2 separate regions of the Homo sapiens genome follow, and region 2 is linked to region 1. Evidence: read pairs that join two places in POLR2A ChIA-PET (ENCODE). Cell type or tissue: GM12878. All regions are shown on one strand. Links, peaks and the distances in the headings refer to the core of each region. The heading gives the core; the rest is flanking DNA.

Evidence for each region. ChIA-PET counts read pairs that join two places held together with the same protein. Peaks named below come from ENCODE experiments on the same cell type or tissue, not always from the same donor. Only the 100,000 strongest peaks of a DNase experiment are listed, where the experiment ranks them.
Region 2: POLR2A ChIA-PET joins it to region 1 with 5 read pairs; 1 of 35 experiments calls an interaction of 5 or more read pairs at or near these places.

Annotation. Positions count from the first base shown.
Region 1 is chr12:57,062,526-57,070,186 of GRCh38, forward strand. It overlaps NEMP1 (nuclear envelope integral membrane protein 1), which reads right to left. Exons shown (of 9, transcript NM_001130963.2): 4 at 6,709-6,781; 5 at 2,121-2,214; 6 at 1,546-1,660; 7 at 594-819. Among named protein-coding and RNA genes, the nearest start is that of NEMP1, 12 kb to the right of the region's middle. RefSeq lists an enhancer at 7,356-7,425. In GM12878, for the core only: no CTCF peak of the experiment used is centred there; a DNase peak (open chromatin) is centred at 1,616; H3K4me3 peaks cover 351 bases; H3K27ac peaks cover 2,366 bases.
Region 2 is chr12:57,381,164-57,388,824 of GRCh38, forward strand. The region is part of intron 2 of R3HDM2 (R3H domain containing 2); the gene reads right to left. Among named protein-coding and RNA genes, the nearest start is that of R3HDM2, 46 kb to the right of the region's middle. In GM12878, for the core only: no CTCF peak of the experiment used is centred there; a DNase peak (open chromatin) is centred at 4,617.

The DNA of each region.
Region 1 (7,661 bases), core at 18-4,017:
AAAGCGATACAATTTGTGGCGGGGCGCAGTGGCTCATGTCTGTAATCCCAGCACTTTGTAATCCAAGCACTTTGGGAGCTCCTCAGCACTTTATGAACTCCTGACATTTGAGGTCAGGAGTTCAAGACCAGCCTGGTCAACATGGGGAACCCTACTAAAAATATAAAAATTAGCTGAATGTGGTGGCGCATGCCTGTAATCCCAGCTACTCAGGAGGCTGAGGCAGAAGAATCGTTTGAACCCGGGAGGTGGAGGTTGCAGTGAGCCGAGATCACGCCACTGCACTCCAGCCTGGGCGACAGAGCGAGACTCCATCTCAAAAAAACAGTGATAGAATTTGCACCACCTTGTGGTAACAGGAACACATGACATTTTACTAGACATTTTATATAAAATGACTAGAATAAAAATATAAAAATTCCTATAGAAAGTAAAAAAAAAAAAATAGACTCGGGAAGGAACAAAAGTGGAAGTACAATACAATGACTTTTCATTAACAAAGAAGCTCCCAGGTCAACACCTCTGTATCCTCTTGCTGCAACTGCATCCCACAATGTACCTGTCAATATTAAGTTACATTGCCTTTCAGTCACCTGCAGGTGATGTACAGCCACTGAATAGGGTGTTCCAGGTTCTTAGTACAAAGAGCAATGATGATAATGGCAAGGGCAATATGTGGTATCTGGATGCCAGAATACATGAAACACAGGCCCATCAGCTGCAAGGTCCAGGTCAGCAGGTTGATACTTCGTTCATTCTCCAAGGGCCCATACTTGTAACATACTGCAAAACTCATGAATCCAACTGTGAGGACATAACCTATGAGAAGAGTTATCAGAAGACATTCTTTTTCATCTATACTTGGTAAAAATAATTTGTGTGGGAAGCAGTAGTTAATTTACTATATAGCACCAATTGAACTAGGAAATCAGATTTTTACTTAATTTTTCACACTTTTTTCTTAGAATATATTTCTCTAAGTTTCTATCCTTTCTGCTGTCCCAAATTTATTTGGTTCAAACAGAACATTAAAGGTACATGTTGAACAACCCTGAAATAGACTATTTTAAAAAACCAATATACAGAAATCCAGATTAATCACCCTTCAAAGGATAACTCAAAGGTTACTATCTATATGACCAAGGATTTTTACTTTGTAAATAAAATCTACAGCAGTTCATTCAGAAATGAAGGAGAAAAAAATTAACTGCGGAGTCTTTTACTTAAGGTCCCCAAGTATATTTAAAATATGATTCCATTAATAAAGTCAACTTACAGCTTTTCAGAAAGATGTTTATTGTGTAAAGAAAGGTATATTTATAAATACCAATAAATGAACATCTTCGCCTTAACAGCACCATTCTAATTTAAGAGAAGGTGATAATTGTAGAGGGATTAGAAATAAGTGAAAAACTATGATTTTTAAAAGTTTAAAAAAATGACATGAACTATTAAATCCCATAAGCAGGCAAAATCTTTTCATGATCAAATTAACTGAAACAGCCTATAAACGTACAAAAGGAAAGCAAAACCGACAACACTTACTTAAAAGATACTGCCAGTAACACCTCCAGATCTCTTGTAAATTTTTAAAAACTAGTTGAATGAGGTACAGAGAAAAAGACCAGCCTCCCACCAGGATGACGTAAATGGGACTTTTCTAAGACAGAGAGTAGAAGTGAAAGCAAAAAGTTACAACAGGCTTTCCATACATAAAAGAAGCAAAATGGAACTATGATTTTTTTTTTAAAAAATTCAACCTACTCAAAATGCACAAAAAACACTTCTCTTAAAAAGATGTCCTTTATACTTAAAATGGTACAGTCTGCAACGAACACTGGGAAGATGAAATGCTAAATAACTTAAAAGCCTGGCTATATAATTAAAAAACAGGAAGCAGACTTTAATCCCCCTCTGAGCACAGGATTTTATATAAAAAGAAAGAATTTGTAATCAGGCTCCAAGTTTCATCGTGGAAAGTACCTTTCTGAATCAAGGAGAGTAGGATATTGACTCATCAGCCATCAATACACATTTTCAGTTTTCTAAGATTACCCAGGAAAACAGTCCTTCAGCTATCCAAATTCATTCTAGCTGCACATGAAGATTCTGATACTTACCTTAGGCATAAACTTAGATAGTATAAAAATGATGATTAGCAGAGAGGCCACAATTCCCACAGTCATCCCAGTAGAGTAGTAGAAAATTTGACTTCTGCAGGAAAAAAATGTATTTCATGACCATATGTATATATTTCATACATAGCACTGTTGAAACTAGGACAACTAACCCAGCCGAAAGATTTTAAAAGGTACAAGATTAGAGCAGTACAAGCATCAGAGACATTTCAAATTTGGTTCCAGACCACTGCAATAAACCAAATATTGCAATTGCAGTAAGTAAGTCACACAAATTTTTTGGTTTCCCACTGCATATAAAAATTGTTTACACTATATTATAGTATATTAAGTGTACAACAGCATTATGTCTTAAAAATATATATTCCTTAATTAAAAATACTTTGCTAAAACCTGCTAAAGATCATCTACGCCTTCAGTGAGTCATCATTTTTTTTGCTGGTGGAGGGTCTCACTTCCATGTTGATGGCTGTTGACTGATGAAGGCAGTGGTTTCTGAAGGCTGGAGTGGCTGTGGCAATTTCTTAAAATATAATGAAGTTTGCTGCATTGACTCATCCTTTCAATGAAGATTTCTCTAAAGCATGCAATACTGTCTGATAGCATTTTACCACAACTTCTTTCAAAACTGGAGTCAATCCTCCAACAGCATTAACCCTTAACAAGAGGATCACCCCTCCTTTGAAGCTAGGCACTGACTTCTCTCTCGCTATCAAAGTCCTCAATGGCATCTTCTTCTAGTATAAGGCTATTTTGTCTACACTGAGGAGCTCTTTAATTGTAGCCACTTTCAACAATGATGTTAGCTAGATCTTCTGAATAACTTGCTACAGCTTCTATATCAGTGCTTGGTTCATCTTTTTTTTTTTTTTTTTTGAGACAAAGTCTCACTCTGTTGCCCAAGCTGGGGTGCGATGGCGTCATCATGGCTCACTGCAGCCTTGATCTACTGGGCCCAGGTGATTCTCCCACCTCAGCCTCCCGAGTAGCTGGTACCATGACTTTTTTGTATTTTTTGTAAAGGCAGGGTTTCACCATGTTGCTCAGGCTGGTCTCGAACTCCCTGGGCTCAAGTGATCTGCCCGCCTCAGCCTCCCAAAGTGCTGGGACTACAGGCCTGAGCCACCACGCCTAGCCTACCTTGCACTTATGTAATAAGACAGCTTCTTTCCTTAAATCTCATGAACCAAGAACCTTCACTAGCTGTAAACTTTTCTTCTGAGGCTTCCTCACCTCTCACCCTTCACAGAATTGAAGACAGTTAGGGTCTTGCTCTGGATCAGCCTTTAGCTTTAAAAAAGTTGTATCTGGCCGGGCATGGTGGCTCAAGCCTGTAATCCCAGCACTTTGGGAGGCTGAGATGGGAGGATCACGAGGTCCGGAGATCGAGACCATCCTGGTTAACACGGTGAAACCCTGTCTCTACTAAAAATACAAAAAAATTAGCTGGGTGTGGTGGCAGGCGCCTATAGTCCCAGCTACTAGGGAGGCTGAGGCAGGAGAATGGCATGAACCTGGGAGGCGGAGCTTGCAGTGAGCCGAGATCACGCCACTGCACTCCAGCCTGGGCAAGAGAGCAAGACTCTGTCTCAAAAAAACAAACAAACAAACAAAAAAAGAGTTGTATCTGGTTTAATCTTCTCAACAGCCAACTAAAACTCTCTCCATATCAGCAATAAGGCTGTTTCACTTTCTTATCACTTGTGTGTTCCCTGGAGTAGCACTTTTAATTTCCTTCAAGAACTTTCCCTTTGCACTCACAACTTGGCTAACTGCTCAGGACAAGAGGTCTAGCTTTCGGTCTGTCTTGGCTTTTGCTGTTCTCACTAAGCATAATCAGAGAGATGTATGACTCTTCCTTTCAGTTGAAGACTCACAATCTACTCTAGGGTTATTAATTGGCCTAGTTTCAATATTGCTGTTTCTCAGGGAATAGGGAGGCCCAAGAAGAAGGGAGACGGGAATAACCAATTGGTTGAGTTGTTAGAACACCCATGACATTTATCGATGAAGTTCACTGTCTAATATGGTTTGGCTGTGTCCCCACCCAAATCTCATCTTGAATTGTAGCTCCCATCATTCCCACGTGTTGTAGGAGGGAACTGGTGGGAGATAATTGAATCATGGGGGCAGTTGCCCTCATACTGTTCTCATGGTAGTGAATAAGTCTCATGAGATCTGATGGTTTTATAAGGGGTTTCCACTTTCACTTGGTTCTCATTCTCTCTTGCCTGCTGCCATGTAAGATGTGCCTTTTGCATTCTGCCATGATTATGAGGCCTCCCCAGCCACCAGGAACTGTGAGTCCATTAAACTTCTTTTTCTTTATAAATTATCCAGTCTTGGGTATCTTTATCAACAGTATGAAAATGAACTAATAGGCTGGGCGCAGTGGCTCACGCCTGTAATCCCAGCACTTTGGGAGGCTGAGGCAGGCAGATCATGAGGTCAGGAGATCGAGACCATCCTGGCTAACACGGTGAAACCCGTCTCTACTAAAAATACAAAAAATTAGCTGCACGTGGTGGCAGGTGCCTGTAGTCCCAGCTACTCGGGAGGCTGAGGCAGGAGAATGGCATGAACCCGGAAGGTGGAGCTTGCAGTGAGCCGAGATCGCGTCACTACACTCCAGCCTGGGCGACAGAGCGAGACTCTGTCTCAAAAAAAAAAAAAAGAAAATGAACTAATATACTGTCTTACATGGACATGTGGTGCCCCAAAATAATTGCAACAGCAGCATCAAAGATCACTGATTATGGATCACCATAACAGTTATAATCATATGAAAAAGTTTGAAATATTATAATTACTAAAATGTGACACACAGACCCCAAGTGAGCACATGCTGTTGGGAAAACGGTGTGATAGATTTGCTTGACCCAGGGTTGCCACGAACCTTCAATTTGGAAAGAAATGCACTATCTGTGAACCACAAAAAAGTGAAGTACAATAAAGTGATGTGTGACTATATTTGCCCAAAACTTGAGGTCAGAGAACTGTAGAGACTGATGCTATGTAGTTACTGCCAGATTATGAAGATTAGGATTAAAGGTCTTCCCTCATGTATTTCCCAATAATCAGCCTTTACGTAATGTCCTATTCACATCCCCATCATCTCTCCCGACCTGAATATTATTATTTTGTCACCCAGGCTGGAGTGCAGTGGTGCAATCACGGATCACTGCAGCCTCAACCTCCTGGGCTCAAGTGATCCTCCTACCTCAGACTCCCAAGTAGCTGGGACTACTGGCATGCACAACCATGCCTGGCTAATTTTTGTATTTTTTTGTAGAGGCAGGGTCTCACTATGTTACCTAGGCTGGTCTCAAACTCTTGGGCTCAAGTTATCCTCCCCCTTCAGCCTCCCAAAGTGCTAGGATTACAGGGGTGAGCCACCACAACCAGCCCCCCATTCCAGATTTTTTCTACCAGTTATTCCTCCCTGTTTCTCTCAGCATCACCAAAATAACAACTTCCAGCAACCCCACTCCAGCCCAACTTCAAACTCCAATTGTTAATCTTGCATTCACTACTCCACAAATACTTTTTACTTGTATACAAACTTAATGTTGATTTTACCTTCATTCAATGTTTATTTAGTTACCTATATATTTTCTTCATATTTGTACATGTCAGTCTCACCTGTCTTAACTAGTAGGTTCCTAAAGGAAAAAATGAATAAACACTTGATTTTTTTTTTTTTTTTTAAACAGGGTCTCCCTCTGTGGCCCAGGTTGAAGTACAGTGGTGTGATCTTGGCTCACCGCAACCTCCGCCTCCAGGCTCAAGCGGTTCTCGTGCCTTAGCCTCTCGAGTAACTGGGATCACAGGCACATACCACCACGTCCAGCTAATTTTTGTATAGACAGGGTTTTGCCATGTTGCCCAGGCTGAGCTGTGATATTTGTTTCCTTTTTTTTGAGATGGAGTCTTGCTCTGTTGCCCAGGCTGGAGCACAGTGGCACGATCTCGGCTCACTGCAAGCTCCACCTCCTGGGTTCACGCCATTCTCCTGCCTCAGCCTCACAAGTAGCTGGGACTACAGGCGCCCGCCACCACGCCTGGCTAATTTTTTTGCATTTTCAGTAGAGATGGGGTTTCACCGTGTTAGCCAGGATGGTCTCGATCTCCTGACCTCATGATCCGCCAGCCTTGGCCTCCCAAAGTGCTGTGATTACAGGCGTGAGCCACCGTACCCAGAAGCTATTTGTTTCTTTACGTCTGAACAAAATGAAACTCATCAACCCATGGACCTGTAAAGATGACACCTTAACACATTACTTCTAGCAATAGAAAGGGTGATGATGTTCCATTTCATTGTATTGGCTAACTCCTATCAACCTAATGATGGGCCAACCTAATGTGGGAATTTCACTATTGTCAACATTGTTCAAATAAGAAAAAACAAAAATCATAATACACATTAAAGTATTTTTTTAAATATCCAAGCAGGCAACGGCCAAGCCATAAAGGTCCTGGAAATGGGAATGGCAGTACTTAATAGTTACTATAAAACGCAGGCAGGATAGGTATGAGCCGTTTCATTCTGCACACTAGCCTTGGAACCTACCTGCTCAGCAAGTCTCCACAAAAAAATAGCATAAGTCCAAGAAGGAAAACAAGAAAGAGTTTGGGATCAAATCCTGAAATAAATAAAGATTTTTGCTTAATAAGGGAACAAAACTGCTTAAGGTATTATAGAATAAAAGACAACGTTGGCACTATTGGTCAGCTACAGTAAAAATAAATGCAAACAGCCCACCTAAAAAGCATTTAAATTTCACCTAAAGCCTGGGCACCCTTCCAATGTATAATTAGGTCTCTGTCTAACCTGTATTTGCCTGAAGATCTTACTTTTACTTAGGCTACCTATGCTAAGGTTAAAAGAAACTCAAGCTTCGTTTTGGACAAAGCTAGACACAGTACCATCAGCAATTCATGCAATCACCCACAAGGGGTCTCTATCACTCTGGCTTTCAAGCTTTAAGTCACTCACAGTCATGGAACTCAGCAGATTTGCCCAGAACTGTGGGTCAGGGCCTTGTGTTGTTCTCTAACTGGCTGCTTTTCTTGCCCAACAATACCACCTACTTCCCTTTGCTACAGAACACTGTGCTGGAAAAGCCTACACGCAAATACCTCTCACTCAGGACCAGGGGGCCCTAGCAAAGGCCCCTTAGTGGCATACCAGATACTCCCACAGCTTTCACATTCAAGAGTTCTACGGGAGGCCCACAAACAGAACAGGAGCAGAAGGAATCAGTAACTGTAGAAGGAACGTCAAAAAACAAGCCAACCCTACGTAACCAAAGAACCCTAGGACAAATGGAAGGGCACAACCTATTTCATACTAAACCTAGAAACATTTCTACTACTTACAACATCCCAGGACCCTGTGTAGTAACCAAGGGGAAACAAAGTCAGAGAGAATTCAACAGGATCCATCTCCCCTGAAACTTTCTCAGTCATCTTCAGAAAAGAGAAAACTTCTCCCAGTTCCACTGAATAAGTTTTAAACTGCAG
Region 2 (7,661 bases), core at 2,427-6,426, 320 kb after region 1:
GAGGTTGCAGTGAGCTGATATCACGCCATTGCACTCCAACTTGGGCAACAAAAGCGAAACTCCGTCTCAAAAAAATTAACATAAAAATAAGAATGAATGGGCAAATGAGGCCGGGCACGGTGGCTCACGCCTGTAATGCCAGCACTTTGGGAGGCCAAAGTGGGTGGATCACAAGGTCAGGAGTTTAAGACCAGCCTGGCCAACATGGCGAAACCCTGTTTCTACAAAAAATACAGAAATTAGCTGGGCATCTGTAGTGTAATCCCAGCTACTCGGGAGGTTGAGGCAGGAGAATCTCTTGAATCCAGGAGGCGGAAGTTGCAGTGAGCCGAGATCGTACCACTGCACTCCAGCCTGGGCGACAGAACAAGACTCCATCTCAAAAAAAAAAAAAAAAAAAGAATGGGCAAATGAATCCCATCAAAAAGATAAAATTCAGATGTATCTCTAATAAAGAAAAGAAAATAGGATTCTAGAATTAAACAATATAACTTACTGAGAGAAGGAAAATGGTATCGACTTCATAAATCACAACTAAAATGTGACATGTTTATTGATGTTATTCACAGGAAAGTGAGAATTAGGTGGGCAGGCTGAGAATTGCAATTTTATATATACATACATATAGAGAGAGGGGATAGAGATAGAGAGAGAGAGAGACAGAGACATAAACACACAGGGTCTCGCTCTGAGGCCCAGGCTGGAGTGTAGTGGTATAATCATGACTCACTGCAGCCTCAACCTCTCAGACTCAAGCAATCCTCCTATCAGCCTCCTGAGTAGCTGAAACTATACACATGCACCACCATGCCTGGCTAATTTTTTTTTTTCACTTTTGTAGAGATGGGGGTCTCCCTATGTTGCCCAGGCTGGTCTCTAACTCCTGGATTCAAGTGATCCTCCCAACTCAACCTCCCAAAGTGCTGGGACTACAGGTATGAGCCACTGCACCCAGACTTTTTTTTTCTTTTTGGAGGCAGGGTCTCTATTGTTCAGGCTAGAGTGCAATGACACAATCGTGGCTCACTGCATCCTCAACCTCCTAGGCTCAAGAGATCCTCCTACCTCAGTCTCCCAAATACCTGGGACTATAAGCACACACCAACACATCTGGCTAATTTGGTTTTTTTTTTTTGTAAAGTTTCACTATGTTGTCCAGGCTGGTCTCAGACTCCTGGCCTCAAGCAATTCTCCTGCCTCAGCCTCCTGAGCACCTGGAATTATAGGCATGCACCAACATGCCCAGCTAATTTTTGTATTTTTAGTATAGACAGGGTTTCACCATGTTGGCCAGGCTGGTCTGAAACTCCTGACCTCAAGTAATCTGCCTGCCTCAGCCTCTCAAAGTGCTGGGATGAAAGGCGTGAGCCCAGCCTACAAAAAAAAAAAAAAAAAAAAAGGGCTGGCTCACACCTGTAATCCCAGCACTTTGGGAGGCCGAGGAGGGCCGATCACCAGGTCAGGAGATAGAGACCATCCTGGCTAACACAGTGAAACCCTGTCTCTACTAAAAATACAAAAAATTAGCCAGGCGTGGTGGCAGGCACCTGCAGTCCCAGCTACTTGGGAGGCTGAGGCAGGAGAATGGCTTGAACCCAGGAGGCGGAGCTTGCAGTGAGCTGAGATCATGCCACTGCACTCCAGCCTGGGCGACAGAGAGAGACTCCATCTCAAAAATAAATAACTAAATAAAAAATAAAATAATTTTTATTTATTTATTTATTGAGACGGAGTCTCGCTCTTGTTGCCCAGTCTGGAGTGCAATGGCGCAATCTCGCCTGACTGCAACCTCTCACTGCAACCTCTGCCTCCCGGGTTCAAGCAATTCTCATGCCTCAGCCTCCTGAATAGCTGGGTTTACAGGCATGCACCACCAGGCCCGGCTAATTTTTGTATTTTTAGTAAAGTCTTGAACTCCTGACCTCAGGTGATCCACCGGCCTTGGCCTCCCAAAGTTCTGGGATTATAGGCGTGAGCCACAGCGCCCAGCCAAAAAAAATTTTTTTATTAGCCGAATGTGGTGGTGCATGCCTGTAGTCCCAGCTACTTGGGAGGCTGAGGTGAGAGGATCGCTTGAGCCAAGGAGGTCAAGGCTGCAGTGAGCTGTGGTCACGCCGTTGCACTCCAACCTGGAGTGAGACCCTGTCTCTAAATAAATAAATAAAGGTTAGCTATTATTTTGTGTTATTATTAAGTCTTCTTTAATACATTGGGATCACAATTTGTAAAATCTGGAAGAATTAATAATAATGTGATCGGCAGGGCGCTGTGGCTAATGCCTGTAATCCCAGCACTTTGGAAGGCCGAGGTGGGTGGATCACCTGAGGTCAGGAGTTCAAGACCAGCCTGGCCAACATGGTGAAACCCCATCTCTACAAAAATACAAAAAAAAAAATTAGCTGGACATGATGGTGGGTGCCTGTAATCCCAGCTGCTCGGGAGGCTGAGGCAGGAGAAACGCTTGAACCCAGGAGGTGGAGGTTGCGGTGAGCCGAGATCATGCACTCCAGCCTGGGTAACAGAGCGAGACTCCGTCTCAAAAACAAACAAACAAAATAATAATAATAATAATATCTGTTATACAGCTCCTCCTAAACTGAGGGTCCTGCTTGCTTAGAATGAACAGAATAAGAAGGTCCAGAGGGATATCAGATTTTAAGGACCTCAATATGCACATTTGTTCTGGGAGTAAATATTAGATACAATCTAATATTCCTGTTCCAAAAAAATAAAATTCCCTGACAAACAAGTAAAAACTGTATTATGTTAAGGGCTAGCTCAAGCTGCTCACAAGGTAAGCCATGCAGGGAGCAGGTATCTAGATCAGACCATTGGAAAGGCTTCAGAAGGAGGGAATACTTAAGCCTGATCCTCTAGGATAAGTAATATTTAGCCAAATAGAAAAGTATGGAAACAGGCCGGGCGCAGTGGCTCAAGCCTGTAATCCCAGCACTTCGGGAGGTCGAGGCGGGTGGATCACGAGGTCAGGAGATCAAGACCACGGTGAAACCGTCTCTACTAAAAATACAACAACAAAAAAATTAGCCGGGCACGGTGGTGGGCGCCTGTAGTCCCAGCTACTCGGGAGGCTGAGGCAGGAGAATGGCGTGAACCCGGGAGGCAGAGCTTGCAGTGAGCCGAGATCACGCCACTGCACTCCAGCCTGGGTGACAGAGCAAGACTCTGTCTCAAAAAAAAAAAAAGAAAAGAAAAGTAGGGAAACAAGCCTATGTTCCTTGAGATTATTTTAGAGGTTTAACAAGAGATCAATCATCTCTCTCAGTTTCCTCATCTATAAAACAGAATAATAAGAGTACTTCTTTTGGAAGGCTGTATAAAAAAAATAACATATGTAAAGTACATAGAAAAGTGCAAACTCAACACTGTTAATACAGATGTACAGGTCACCATGATTTTTTCTCAGAGCTGCAAGTATTGCATAAAGAAAGCTATAACATAAAGGTATCCATGGAGAAATGAATGGCTTGAGAAGAATCTAGAGAGGTTAGTAGAAACAGGATTATAAAAAGTCTTACATACTAATAAAGCTGTAAGAAACTCATAAAGGACTTTTGGAAAGGAGTTACATCATCAGATTTCTATTTTAGAAAGATTACTTTTTCTACAATGTGAATGGCTTAGAAAAAAAAGAATAGAGGCAAAAACACTAGATAGAAAAAAATGTGAAAAGTACTCTGGCCCAGGCCAGGCGTGGTCGCTCACACGTGTAATGCCAGCACTTTGGGAGGCCGAGGCGGGTGGATCACGAGGTCAGGAGTTCAAGACCAGCCTGGCCAAAACGGTGAAACCCCATCTCTACTAAAAATACTAAAATTAGCTGGACGTTGTGGCAGGTGCCTGTAATCCCAGCTACTCAGGAGGCTGAGGCAGAGAACTGCTTGAACCCAGGAGGTGGAGGTTGCAGTGAGCAGATATCACAAGATCGAGCCACTGCACTCCAGCCTGGGCAACAGAGTGAGACTCCATCTCAAACAAACAAACAAATAAGAAGAAAAGTACTCTGGCTGTAGAATGAGGGGACTCTGACTTAAGATACATTGAGGAGATAAAAACTTAAAGACTTTTTTTTTTTTTTTGAGACGGAGTCTCACTCTGTCGCCCAGGCTGGAGTGCAATGGCGCAATCTGGCTCACTGCAAGCTCTACCTCCTGGGTTCACGCCATTCTCCTGTCTCAGCCTCCCAAGTAGCTGGGACTTACAGGCGCCTGCCACCACGCCCAGCTAATTTTTTGTATTTTTAGTAGAGAGGGGGTTTCACCGTGTTAGCCAGAATGGTCTCGATCTCCTGACCTCGCGATCCGCCCACCTCAGCCTCCCAAAGTGCTGGGATTACAGGCATGAGCCACCATGCCTGGCCTAACTTTAAGACTTTTATCTGGGGGTGGTGGCACACACCTGTGGTCCCAGCTAGTCGGGAGGCTGAGATGGGAAGATCACTTGATCCTGAGAGGTCGAGGCTGCAGTGAGCCCTGCACTCCAGCCTGGGCAACACAGCAGGACCCCGTCTTCAAAAAAAAAAAAAGACTTAGTAACATATGAGATGTGTGTAATGACTGGGAGAGAAGACATCTAAGAAGACACCTGGGGGACTAGACAGAAGAGCAGCTCTCAAAGTGTGGCCTGGAACCCCTGGGAATCCCCAAGACTTTCATGGAAACTACATGGTCAAAACCATTTTCAGAGTAGTAGTAAAACCCTGTTTGTCTTTTTCACTGTCATGCTCTCATGGGTGTATGGTAGCATTTTCCAGAAGATATATGAAATGGAATATTGTAACTAATTTGAATGAAAATGCAGTTATGAGAATCCAGCTGTCTTCTATTAGTACCATCATTAAAAATAATTACAAAAATAAAAAAAATGCCACATTTCTCACCACATTTTGTTGCTGCTGTTTTGTAAAAAGTTATTTTTCATACAAATTTATGTTAACATGCAATAGGTTTGAGAGGTGACAGCGTGCTGGCAGCGCTCGCAGCCCTCCCTCGCTCTGGGGGCCTCCTCTGCCTGGGCTCCCACTTTGGCGGCACTTGAGGAGCCCTTCAGCCCACCGCTGCACTGTGGGAGCTCCTTCCTGGGCTCGCCGAGGCGGGAGCCGGCTCCCTCAGCTTGCGGGGAGGTGTGGACGGAGAGGCACGGGCGGGAACCGAGGCTGCCCATGGCGCTTGCGGGCCAGCACGAGTTCCGGGTGGGAGTGGGCTCGGCAGGCTCCGCACTCGGAGAGGCCAGCCGGCCCCGCCCACCAGGGCAGTGAGGGGCTTAGCACCTGGGCAAGCAGCTGCTGTGCTCGACTTCTTGCCGGGCCTTAGCTGCCTCCCCTCGGGGCAGGGCTTGGGACCTGCAGCCCGCCATGCCTGAGCCTCCCCCCGCTTCTGTGGGCTCCTGCGCAGCCTGAGCCTCCCTGACGAGCGCCGCCCCCTGCTCCACCGCGCCCAGTCCCACGGACAGCCTAAGGGCTGAGCAGTGCAGGCCCACTGTGCAGGACTCGCAGGCAGCTCCACCTGCAGCCCCAGTGCAGGATCCACTGGGTGAAGCCAGCTGGGCTCCTAAGTCTGGTGGGGACTTGGAGAATCTTTATGTCTAGCTAAGGGATTGTAAATACACCAATCAGCACTCTGTATCTAGCTCAAGGTTTGTAAACTCACCAATCAGCACCCTGTGTCTAGCTCAGGGTTTGTGAATGCACCAATTGGCACTTGGTATCTAGTTAATCTGGTGGGGACTTGGAGAACCTTTATGTCTAGCTAAGGAGTTGTGAATGCACCTTTGGCACTCTGTATCTAGCTCAAGGTTTGTAAATACACCAATCAACACTCTGTATCTAGCTAATCTAGTGGGCTGCATATAGCTAATCTAGTGGGGACGTGGAGAACTTTTGTGTCTAGCTCAGGGACTGTAAATGCACCAATCAGCTCTCTGTAAAATGGACCAATCAGCAGGATATGGGTGGGGTCAGATAAGAGAATAAAAGCAGGCTGCCCGAGCCACCAGTGGCAACCGGCTGGGGTCCCCTTCCACACTGTGGAAGCTTTGTTCTTTCGCTCTTTGCAATAAATCTTGCTGCTGCTCACTCTTTGGGTCCACACTGCCTTTATGAGCTGTAACACTCACCGCAAAGGTCTGTAGCTTCACTCCTGAAGCCAGCGAGACCACGAACCCACCAGAAGGAAGAAACTCCGAACACATCCGAGCATCAGAAGGAACAAACTCCAGACACACCGCCTTTAAGAACTGTGACACTCACCGCAAGGGTCCGTGGCTTCATTCTTGAAGTCAGTGAGACCAAGAACCCACCAATTCTGGACAAAGGTTTACTGTCACTTTTAGTAAATTTATACTTTTTAAAAATAGGTATTTTAAATTTTCTCAGTTTTAACTTCTAATCATTAATATTTAATGTTATAACTCACAAAGACAAAAGCTCTCTGGAGATTTCAATCATTTTTAAGAGTGTTAAGGGGTTCTGATACCAGAAAGTTTGAGAACCACTGAGTGAATAATATTTCTACTCACTGAAATATGAATACTGAAGAAGAAACCAGTTTGGAAAGAAAAAGTTCTGTTTCATACATAATAAATATGTTATGCCCATGGGCGGACAAAAAGTGTCCAATGGATAGTTACACCAGTGGAACTGGAAATCTAGAACACCAAACTGAGAGTAGTTGAAACCTTGGATTTTAAACAGGGTCACAGAGGGAGAAAACACAATGAAAACAGTGGCAGAGTAACCAAAGAAAAGGCTAGAAGAGAAGCAGGGGCCTCAAGACAGACAAAAAAAATTTTTTTTTTTTAAAAAGACAAAGTCTTGCTCTTGTCCCCCAGGTGGGAGTGCAATGGCGGGATATCAGCTCACTGCAAACTCCGCCTCCCAGGTTCAAGCGATTCTCTTGCCTCAGCCTCCCAACTAGCTGGGATTACAGGCGCCTGCCACCATGCCTGGCTAATTTTTGTATTTTTAGTAGAGATGGGGTTTCACCATGTTGGCCAGGCTGACCTGGAACTCATGACCTCAGGTGATCTGCCCGCCTCAGCCTCCCAAAGTGCTGGGATTACAGGCGTGAGCCACCACACCTGGCCAAGACACACCAATATTTAAAGGGATAAAGAAGAGGAGTATTTTGAGTGGCAACTATCTGGGGCCAGTGTCATGCAGGCAGTAAAAAGAATTTACCAAGACAGTTGTAGGTAAAGAAAGGCATATTTATTTATTAGCGAAAGTAGGAAAATATGTTGTAAGAAAGCAAACGACAAGTCAGCAAGAGAAGAACTGGCTGCCAGGAGACACAAAGGCTTGCTTGCTGGGGATTCTATAAGATGGTGCTTGTGCTGTGTGCTGAAGAGGGTTAATGATAACACCTTGTGCAGTACTGACAATGTCAAGGTTGCAGTGAGCTAACTTGCATTTTTCTATCAGCTGAGGGTCTGGTGATAGCTGGGTGCAGGAAGATTATGAGTTATTTGCGCAGGAGGGCTATGTGTCCTGGACCACGAAGGCAGTTACAGCTTATCTGCTTTCTCTTTTTGCATTCCCTTGGTCCCGCCAGCCTGACTCCTTTTCCCGAATTAGGACTCCACATGGAAGAGGCTTCCATATGGAGGGGGAAAAAGTTATAAAAATGAGAAATAAAATAAAATGT